Linked DNA regions of Homo sapiens: all the other regions are linked to region 1. A link is a loop called in an ENCODE intact Hi-C map of the cell type or tissue named here. Cell type or tissue: dorsolateral prefrontal cortex. All regions are shown on one strand.

Region 1 (2,500 bases):
TGAAAGCTATGCCTTTTAAAACTTTCTAACATATAATTTATTTGAAAAAGAAAGTTGCCTTGCATAGTTGCTTTCAATCTCATCTCCTCGAAATGCTTTATTAATCACAAATATAAAAGAATAGTAGGATGTTTGATGAAATCTGCATATAAAGGAGGTAGACCATTAGGCTCTATGTCCCAATTAGAAAATTTTATAACCTAATTATTGATGTGTCTTAATTTTGACTCAACTTATTTCTTATACCTACAGGAGCTACTGCATATTTAATAACTGACCCCTAACACAGAATGATAATTGAAAAAAATAGAATGCTTCATTGCTTATAAACTGTGAACACTTGAAATAAAACTTTGATTCATTCTCTCTCTCTCTCCTCTCTGTCTCCCTCAGGTCGAGTTTTAGCTCAGGCAAGTGGCAATGGTGTTATCCATTTGCTAGATCTTAAATCTGGGGAGATTCACAAATTGATGGGCCACGAAAACGAGGCACACACGGTTGTGTTTTCTCACGACGGGGAGATTCTCTTTTCTGGAGGCTCTGACGGCACAGTTCGAACGTGGTCTTGACCGTCAGCACATCCCGCTGCAGAGGGCATTCCCTTTAAGGCTTGAAAATGCCTCCTGTAGTCCCAAACCAGCAAAGAACTGGTTAAATGTGCCAGCAGGTAACATTTACAGTCTGCTTTAAAACATGCTTTGGACATATATTTTAGTGCTCATACTGTTACTAATAAAAAAATAACTTTATGCTCACCCATTTGTGTCAGGGTCTTTTTTCTCTCTCATTTTGATAAGAATTTAGAGACACGGCATCTTTGCTAGGGGTTTTGAAAGAAACAGCTTTACAATGACGCCTAATGACAGACTAGATGAATTACAGGAGATTGATTTTTAATGTTAGAGAACAAACTGCAGGAAAACCTGGCTACTTTAAAAAAAAAAAAAAAAAATCAGATCCAAGCTGCAGGAAGACCTGAAGTTTAATCATGCAGCACCAGGGAAGTCTTTCTGCCACCAAAGGGTCAAATAGAATCGACAAGCATACGTTTTCACAGATTGTTTGACAATGATTATGCTTTATCTATTAATAATAATTGGGGACTGCAGATGGCTTAAATCTAAATGCAAGCCTCTTCTGGAACTTTCATCTCTGCAGCCCATCCAAGAACGCGTTAGGTATACAATTTTATACAAAAAAAATTAATTGCAATTTCAATGCAAATAAATATCTCGCACGTAGAATGTCTTTACCCCTCCTAATGCGCGCATCCGCTGTATAAAGTGCGACTGCTTGGAGAGCACTCTAGCCTCGTCTAAAGCAGCTCTGGGATTTCGACAGAGCTGGGCTCAGAAGCCAGTTGTTGGCGCTGTCCGTGGTGCTGAGGAATTCCCGGCTGCCGGCAGAATGAGCTCCAAATCAGCAATCTGCAAACTGCTCTTACTGATGCAGAAACCCAGCTAAAGTTGCTCCTTTCCTTCACATCCACAGTTAGTATTTTCCGGTGTGTAAGAGGGGATTCAAGCAACACACTGTGGACGATGGTGATGGTATTGCCAGCGGAGTGGGCTTTAAGCTACAGCATGCTGTTGCTGTTTGTGATCCTCAGAGCCTAGCCAAATCACCTCTACTGCCGTAGCAAACACTGTGTAAGTGAACTCATGTGTGGAGGAGGCGTAATCAGCCGGGAAATTTCATAGAAGGATCTAAGAAAATGCTAAAAATAAGTTCAACATGATTCTGCTACTGGGGTCTGGATTTCTACAGGACCAGCTTTGCTTCTTGCTTTGAATTCTGAAGACAGGTCCAAAGCAAATTTCTTATATGTGTCTGCTGTGTTTCTTTCTGGAAGGGCGGGAGACTGCTTCTTTACTGTGTTTTGAAATGGGAGGTAGAGAGAATGGATTGCCTTTAATTCATGCCTAAAAAATGTATTCTTTGGGTAATTAAAGAGGAACTGCTTTCTTAAAACATACCTGACCTTTTAGTTCATTTTGGGCTGTGACCCCTACCACCACCATTAACCTCCAGAGTGATTAGGTAAGTGTATCTTATGACATGAATTATGTTTGTTTTCTCAAAGAAATAGATGCAGTCATTTTAAATCATCTGTAGCAATATGGGGAGGGGGGGAAAATTAAGCTGGGAAGTGATCCTCAGTTTAGCAGTGTTTGCTTTCTTTTTAAAAATCTTCAGATAAACATTACATTTGATTTATCCCATGTTTCTTCTCTTAAATAGTATCTTAAATTGTACTAGGGCAGCTCAATTATGAAGGCTTTTTTTTAAAAAAAAAATAGCCTAAGAACTTTGTTATATTGAAAATAAAATCTTGTTTTTTACCATGCAGATTTTAAGATATATTTCATATAATAAAAACATATTTAATGTTTATATAAAGTAGATATTACATTCCTATTTTTACCTCTAAGTTTACATTTACCATAACCTAACACATTAATGCCTACCTGTGGCTTACAAAGAGATCATTTTCTGCCTA
Region 2 (2,500 bases), 100 kb before region 1:
GGTACTCTGACTTTTTGAGTTTTTAGTATTCTTGTGCTGATTCTTTCTCATGTTTGTGGGCCTATCTACCTTCAATCTTTGAGGTTGCTGACCTTTGGATAGGTTTTTTTTTTCTTTTATCCTATTTGATGACCATGAGGGTTTGATTGTGTTATAAGGTGGAGTCAGCTGACTAGCTTCATTTCTGGGAGATTTTAGGGGGCCAACACTCAGCTCTCAACCTTTGGACTGTGTACTATAATTCTGGGGGACTTCTATTGGGCCCCAACTTTGTTCTCTGGTTTGAACCTTGAGGTTTGGAGTTCACTTTGCCGGGGGAACCAAAGTGTGGCAGCTGCAGCAAAGTGCAAGTGGATACAGGGGTTCCTACCTCCCTGAGAGCATTCACCACAGTGGTAGAGGCAAGGCAGCAGCTGGGACAGCAGGTTGTGGGGTGTCCTGCTGGAGACTGTGCTGTTGCACTAGAGGTGATGTTGGCTGGTTTATTTTTTGTTGGTTTTCAACTTTCTCTTGGATCTCATTGAGCTTCCTTATAGTCTATATTTCTAATTTTTTATCTGTCATTTTCAAATTTTCATTCTATTGAGGATCCATTGCCATAGAAGTAGTGTGATCTTTTGGAGGTGTCAAAGCACTCTTTTTACACTGCTGGAGTTACTGAGCTGATTCCTTCTCTTCTAAAGAAACCGTCATTTTCTTTCTTTCTTTTTTTTTTTTTGAAATTGCTATTGTTTGCAAGGGACTTTATATTTATTTTTTCCTCCCTTGAAGGTGTGACTGTAGTACATATTTTGTATGATCATTTGGCTTCTGGGTGCTTTTAGACAACCGAGGCTCTGTATGAATTCATTGGTTATAGATAGCTTTTGTGTGGTGGCTTTCTCAAATTCTGCTTGTTGTAGCTATACATTGGGCATATGAGCCAATTCACTCTCTTCTAGGAGGCCAGGAATACAGGGATCTCAGGTAGCTGATGTCCTCCCTAGCACTGTGTCCTTCTGTCAGCCACTTTTTGTTTTGTTTTGGTTTTTGTTTTGTTTTTGGTGAAGTTTGGTCTCCAGTAGGTGGTGCCAGAGCCAGTTTCCCTTTGGATATTGAGATGATGTGTGGAAGCACCTGCCCTAATGAAGCTCATGGAGGGAGTTTGTGGTGGGATGCACTGAGGTTTCCAGGGTGGTAAAGAGAGGGCTGCACCAGCTCCCCATCCTGGGAAGTCAGGAATATGATCCACTTCCATATCATGCCCCTATCTCAGGGTTCATGGCCTTCAGTTCAGATAGTCACTGTCCTTTATCTCCAGGCCACAATGCAACTTAGGTCTGTGAGAAATGCCTGTCTGGTGGCTACTGATGAAATGACCTTTCAGCAGAACCTCTTCCCCCAACACCAAACAGATGACTCTGCAGTTAGTTGGTTTACACTGTTTTGCAGTGATGCTGCCACTCTGTGTAGAAAGGCAGAAATTAGCCCCGTTCTATGTACAAGCCTAAGCAGTGGGCACACCTTCACTGAGGACACAGCTATCCCAAAAAATGCTGGAAGGAGGACACTTACGGCAACCTCCAACAGGAAAGGCCTTGGCTACCTCTGCAGCAGTGTACGGGACAGTGGGAGATCCATTTCTGGCCACTAGGGTCACCTATCCACTAGGGCAGAACAGTGCCCCCTTTGGAGATCAGCACTGTTACCTGCATTTCCTCTGTTCCGAGGAGCGCTTTGGCAGTCTGCATTCCCCCTCTCTCCCTCTCTCTAGGGTCAGCACACTCGAAGGACTATACCTCTAGGGATCCCACAGCTCCCCAGGGACCTGATGGACCTCTGTAGTTGCCAAAGTCACCGTGGGTTTTGAGGTTCCCTGGGTAGGTTAATGACCCATAACAGATACACAAACAGTGTGGTCCCTGCCACCTGAGTCTGAGTTTGGTGTGAGTGTGAGCACACATGGAGGAAATGGCTGCCTCGTGCTGTGCCTGCTGGAAGTTCCCAAATTGCCACCAACAAACAGCATTGTTCTGGGTTGATTGATAGGGGAACCCCGACAGTTTGGCTGTTAGTAGTCTGTCACACAGGTGAGAGGAGCAAGAGATCCCCCTATTGTAACCTTTTGTCAGGACTCTAACTTCCTCTGGGGTCAATCTCTGCCAGATTCTGGCTGCCTTCCTTTTCTGCATCCCAACTTCTTTGTATGGGTTCTCCAACAGGTTTCAGCACACTTTCCTCAGTTCCACTTGGGTCATGATTATTCACCTGCAAATTTGATCTTCTTTCTGAGGAGAAATGGCATCCAACATCTCTAGTCAACTGTCTGGGGAAAAAAACTAATTTACTTTCTAAATGTTTCCCTTTAGTTAGTTAAGTTTAAAATGTGATTTCCTCCAGGAAATAATGATAATCTCTCTCTTTTGTGGCTGAAATGTATGCCCCACTCTACATAGCATACTTAGAGTCAGTGATGTGGATCCCACCCTCATACACCCTTACTCTTTTTTTATTTGAAGTA
Region 3 (2,500 bases), 600 kb before region 1:
CTTCTCTATTCCTCACCATGTTTCTTCTATACCCCTGTACATTTCACTGCCAACCGACAAGGCAATGAGATGAAAAATACAACAGAGACTAGCCAGAAAGAGAATAAGGAGCATTGTCCCAACCGTCTGCTGAGAAAGAAATGCATTCTTCCCAGCTACGGCATTCAGTCAGGTTAGTGGTTGAGAACTGAAATTATTTTTGCTGGTATAATTTATATATTTTCTTTATGATCCTAACATAAAATCAGCACTATGGATAAGATTGCTGAGACAGATAGCTTTAATATGGTAAGAAAAGGAAAGGCAAGCAGTGAGGGGTCAATCCTGGAAACTGCACCAAGGTGGCTGGATGACACGGGTACACTCAGCTGCAGGCGACCTGAGGGAGTTCAGGCAAGCAGAGAACACAGAAAGAGATAATACATAATCACAGTTTCAGGGGTAGGAAATCTTCAACAAGAGCTAAAATGGGCCTAGCAACAGGAGTTAGAAGCATGGTAAAGAGGAGGTGGAGAACAGAGATGGTGAGATTCAGGCTGCCAGGAAGACAGTTTTCAGTTGTTACAGGAACCTGATAAGTGAACTCTGGTCTTACAGAAAACTGTTAGGACAAAGTAGAATCACAGAATGAGAGGAACTTAGGTGCTTGAAATCATGTCAAGGCAAAGTACCAGAGAAAAAGAGAAGGACCAGGATACTGGAATAAGTATGGAATAACTTAAGAAGAACTGGGACTCAGGAGTAGAGCAAAGTTTTAAGGGCCTATATTATACTGAATTGCTTTTGCAAATGAAACCAGAGTGTGGCAGAGGAAGCTATTTGTCTCTGACCTGATGCAGGTCTAAGTTAGTAGTTGGAGGCTAAGAGACTCAGCTTTAGGTTAATCGGCAAAGATAAGGACAGGAAATCTAATAGGTTATTACAACCAAAATATCTTTTTAAAAAGTGATTAGAATTGAGTTTGAAATAAAGGTGATTGGATGATTACCTGGTAGCAGATGTATGTTTATTTGTGGGAGGAGGGTGCAGGGCAGTGCATTAGTTCATGAGAGAAGAGACTGCAACTTACAGTGTTTTGGTTCCAGAACATGCTAGGATTTTTTTTCTCTCCTGGTATCTGGAACATTTGGTATCCAAATAATTTTAATTCTGTTTAACTTAATAGCTAACTTTGGGTTTATTCATTCATACAACAAATATTTAGCATTTTTTGTTTTATTACATGTAACTAGGCAAGTCCTATCATCTCTAGGAAACTGGGACGAGTACTTAAAACTAAACATGTTTTGTTTCTTTGCTTTGATGCATTGTTTCATATGTTATCTTTTTTTTTTGAGTTTCAGATAACCTGAAAGAAGGTTATGAGGTTTGTATGTGAAAAAATAAAGAATAGGATTTTTAAAAGATTAAGAAACAGCCTTCAATTCATAGTCTAAATTTGGGTAAGAAAAGAAATGAAAGTTATAAAATTGACTTCATTCCATGACTTAAAATTTCCTTTGAGAAGTTCTGCTTCACTTAAAAAATGAGAAGCCTTATAAGAATGTCACTCTAACCCCTAATGAAGAGAGCAAAGAAGAACAGTGACACGATAACTTTTTCTGAACCCCTCAGAGAACTGAAGTCACAAAAAAATAGATGAACTGAATTCCAAAGGGGCCATAAACACCTTCAAAGAGAGGCAGGGCACACCTTTAGCAGAGCAATGGAGAAAGAGATGGAAACCATTAAAATGGGTAAGAAGCAAAGAATAAACATTTTAATGAAATCTCAAAGGTCAAATGTAGGCTAGTGTAGCAGAATAGAATCCCTAGGAGTACTGGACATAAGGCACAAAAGCACCTCCACCCTCCACACCAGATAATTTCCACAGATTTCCACCATGTGCTCAAAAGAAAAGATGGAGGGCAGGCGGGAGACCACAGAGGACAGGCAAGATACTCCACATGCTTGTCACACCCACCTCTCATTGAAGCAAAAGCTATCTTCTGCTAGAGGAGGACAGGAAGCACTCCTGTGCCCTGGTCCAGGGGAAAGGTCTGCTGCTATTGGGGGACAGGTAGAAGCAAAAATTGTCTGCCAATGAAAGAGGAGCAAGAAACATGCCCAGTTCAGATTCCTGTGCTGATACAGAAGCAGAGGCGGTCTGCTGCTACTGGAGAAGGAACTTAAAGGGAAAAATTCCTTTGAGTTCAAATTCTCCAGTTTTGGAAATTTTATGCAAATGGACTCCCATGAGATAAAACAAACAAAAAACACAAACTCTCTCCCCACCATGGCAAGAAGCACCCACAACACACACACATCAAAAAATACAAAACAGAGTTTAGCTGACATGAAGAGGCAGGAAAGAAATTCTGAGAAGCCCATACTCTGAGGTTCAGATGCACAGGCCTGTCTAGGATCGGGGCTTTGAAAAGCAGCAGTCACAAGCCTGAGACACAGAGGGAGAAAGTGGGTAGGAGGAGACGGAGGTAGGGAGAGAGAGAGATCGGTAGGG
Region 4 (2,500 bases), 600 kb before region 1:
CCAGATTGGTGGAGAAACTGATGTGGCATGTGAGGAATAGAATACTAGGTATGTCTACCCTAAAGGAAAGAATATGTGGGCGGTGAAAACATGGCAACTGTCTTCAAATAGTGAAGAATATGAATTTATTTGACAGGGCTTCAGAGAACCAACCAAGGCCAATAGAGATAAGATACAGGGAAGTACCTTTTAGGTTTTTAGAAGAGTTATCTGAGGAGGGGTGTTGTCGAAACTGTAGCAGAGTTTTCCTATTATTGAAATTATATAAGCAGAGCTGGATAACCACTTATAATAATAGTGTAGAAAATATTCATCTTTTGGGCAGAGAAACAAACCTTCTGATGTCTGAGAGCCCTTCCAACTCCTCCATTCTGTGATTCTCTGACACATAATTACACATAACCTTTCAAATTTCTTAAAGAGAAGATCCCAATATAAAAATACAGTAAAATGTCTATAATGCAAATAAACTTGCTCAGAGTTCAAACTATTTTTAAATTTTAAAATATTTTCATATAGCAATGGTTGTTATAATGCCTAAGGCATGGTAAAAAGCCAAGTTGTAGGCAGTGTAGCAAATTATAAATACCAGGTTGTATAGTAAAACGTCATTCCTTTTAAAAGCTTACTTTAGATATAATGGTTATTAATTCTTGAAAATTAGATATGCTGGAAATCGCTTTATATGTAGCATATATGGATAAAATTATTATTAGGTTTTATGTATAACTTGATTGCTGATATAAAATTGATGGTTTCTTTGTCAGCATGCAACATTATTAATGTGCTCAGCACACACATATCAATGTTCCAATAAATACTAGAGAGCATCATCCCACTAAAACAAAAACAAAAACACCTGTAAATGTTTAAGTTTTTCAAGTGAAAGATGATACTTGCAATGTGGGAGATTATTTTAGAATTGCTTAGTGAGGCCTGGTTTACAGGCTTGATAAGAATTATGAATATAACTTTTAATTCTGCCACCAGATGGCAGAAGTAGCCATTACTTAGGTAAATGTTTACAGTTAAAGTGCTTTAATATGTTTTACATTATTAGATTAAACCAAAACAAACAATTTGGATATTTGTAATAGCGTGTAACATGTTTTGTAATGGTAAAGATGGAAAATATTAGCTTAAATGAGATTTTGGAATTAAATTAATCATAATGTTTATGTATCCCCTGAGAATAGTATTTTTCTTTAATAAAAAAACTCTCACAAGGAATTCCCACTGATATGTTTTAATGAATGCAGTAAATATCTTAATTAATTATTTATACATTAATAATTCCTATATCTTCCTAAAGGTAGTCATTGGACTCAATATTGGGGTAAATTTAAAAGCATTATGCACATGCTGAGTACAAACCAAAGACTAAAGATATTATATAGTTATTGAGTTAAGGCATGGATGATTTTTTAAAAAGATTACAAATGTTACAAACGAAATACAATCACATGTACCTAATACAAAGTTATTTGCCTTTAATAAGTTAAAAAATAAAATTAATTTGTCTAGTCTCTAGACAATTTTAAAACATCAATCCAAAGGGATACATGTGTTTCTTTACTAAACAGTAAATGCCATGGCTAATTAATGCGTGTTTTCAAAGATCACGGATACATTAGCTGTTTTCCATATCAATTCACATTTTTGTTGTGTTGTTTTGTTCAGTCCTTTAAAAAAATCTACTTCCTTACATCCCACTGACTCTTTAACCTTCTACATCTGGCTTATCCTAACTATGACAAAGAAAATAGTTTTATCCAGTAAATTTGACTCTTCTTTACCAACTAACACACTATTTTGGTCCTAAACTCTCAGTATTATGTGACAAAGATTACTGTGTTTTTCTTCTTAAAACAGGATCTTTCCTTGACTCATTTGCTTCCATACTCCTTCATGTTTTTCTTTGCACTGCTTTTTAGTCTATTTGGAGGGGGAGATTCTTGTCCTCGACTCCACCTGCAGATGTCAGAAATCATAGGACCACTTGTTTTCTTTTTTTTTTCCCCTCAACATTTCCCTACATAGTGCCATTCATTCTGTCACCTCCCAATGTTATCTCTATGATGAAGCTTCCCAAGTGCCTATCCCAGCCCACTTCTCTCTACTGACCTCTAGACTTGTACATCCAATTGCCTCCTTGAACAAAGTCTCTTTTATTCTAGTACATTCCCTTTCTTCATGAGACTGACTTGATGAATGGGCTAGGCACAATGTTTTACCTTCCAGCAAAAGTGTCGAAAATGTGCTAAAGTAAAAACCACACAACCTATTTTCTTGTCAAGTGGGAAAAAGTAATTGTACAGGAGAATGGCCACACTATCATCAGTTTCATCCAGAAGCAAGATATTTATAAAGGGCTTTGAAAACTTCTGCTTAGGGCAGTAATAACTATATAGTTAAGGTGTGCCTTAATTTACAGAGTAGACATATTAGGACTAAAGATAAGCTTGAGCTAAATTGTGTTAATTCATAATGCATTAATTCA

Evidence for each region. Peaks named below come from ENCODE experiments on the same cell type or tissue, not always from the same donor. Only the 100,000 strongest peaks of a DNase experiment are listed, where the experiment ranks them.
Region 2: a loop joins it to region 1, with 9 times the contacts of the local background. A loop is called at or near these places in 4 of 110 quality-filtered maps.
Region 3: a loop joins it to region 1, with 6 times the contacts of the local background. A loop is called at or near these places in 10 of 110 quality-filtered maps.
Region 4: a loop joins it to region 1, with 15 times the contacts of the local background. A loop is called at or near these places in 10 of 110 quality-filtered maps.

The regions. Positions count from the first base shown.
Region 1 is chr2:214,409,747-214,412,246 of GRCh38, forward strand. It overlaps SPAG16 (sperm associated antigen 16), which reads left to right. Exons shown (of 16, transcript NM_024532.5): 16 at 394-755. The coding sequence ends at 569. VWC2L (von Willebrand factor C domain containing 2 like) reads left to right here and starts at 1,308. Exons shown (of 4, transcript NM_001080500.4): 1 at 1,308-2,040. In dorsolateral prefrontal cortex, a CTCF peak has its summit at 1,279; DNase peaks (open chromatin) are centred at 575 and 1,365; H3K4me3 peaks cover 2,344 bases; H3K27ac peaks cover 1,798 bases.
Region 2 is chr2:214,309,461-214,311,960 of GRCh38, forward strand. All of the region lies in intron 15 of SPAG16 (sperm associated antigen 16), which reads left to right. Among named protein-coding and RNA genes, the nearest start is that of VWC2L, 100 kb to the right of the region's middle. In dorsolateral prefrontal cortex, CTCF peaks have their summits at 1,080 (motif pointing right) and 1,305; no DNase peak of the experiment used is centred here.
Region 3 is chr2:213,811,542-213,814,041 of GRCh38, forward strand. All of the region lies in intron 10 of SPAG16 (sperm associated antigen 16), which reads left to right. Among named protein-coding and RNA genes, the nearest start is that of MIR4438, 55 kb to the left of the region's middle. In dorsolateral prefrontal cortex, no CTCF peak of the experiment used is centred here; no DNase peak of the experiment used is centred here.
Region 4 is chr2:213,805,329-213,807,828 of GRCh38, forward strand. The region is part of intron 10 of SPAG16 (sperm associated antigen 16); the gene reads left to right. Among named protein-coding and RNA genes, the nearest start is that of MIR4438, 49 kb to the left of the region's middle. In dorsolateral prefrontal cortex, CTCF peaks have their summits at 1,011 (motif pointing right) and 1,220; no DNase peak of the experiment used is centred here.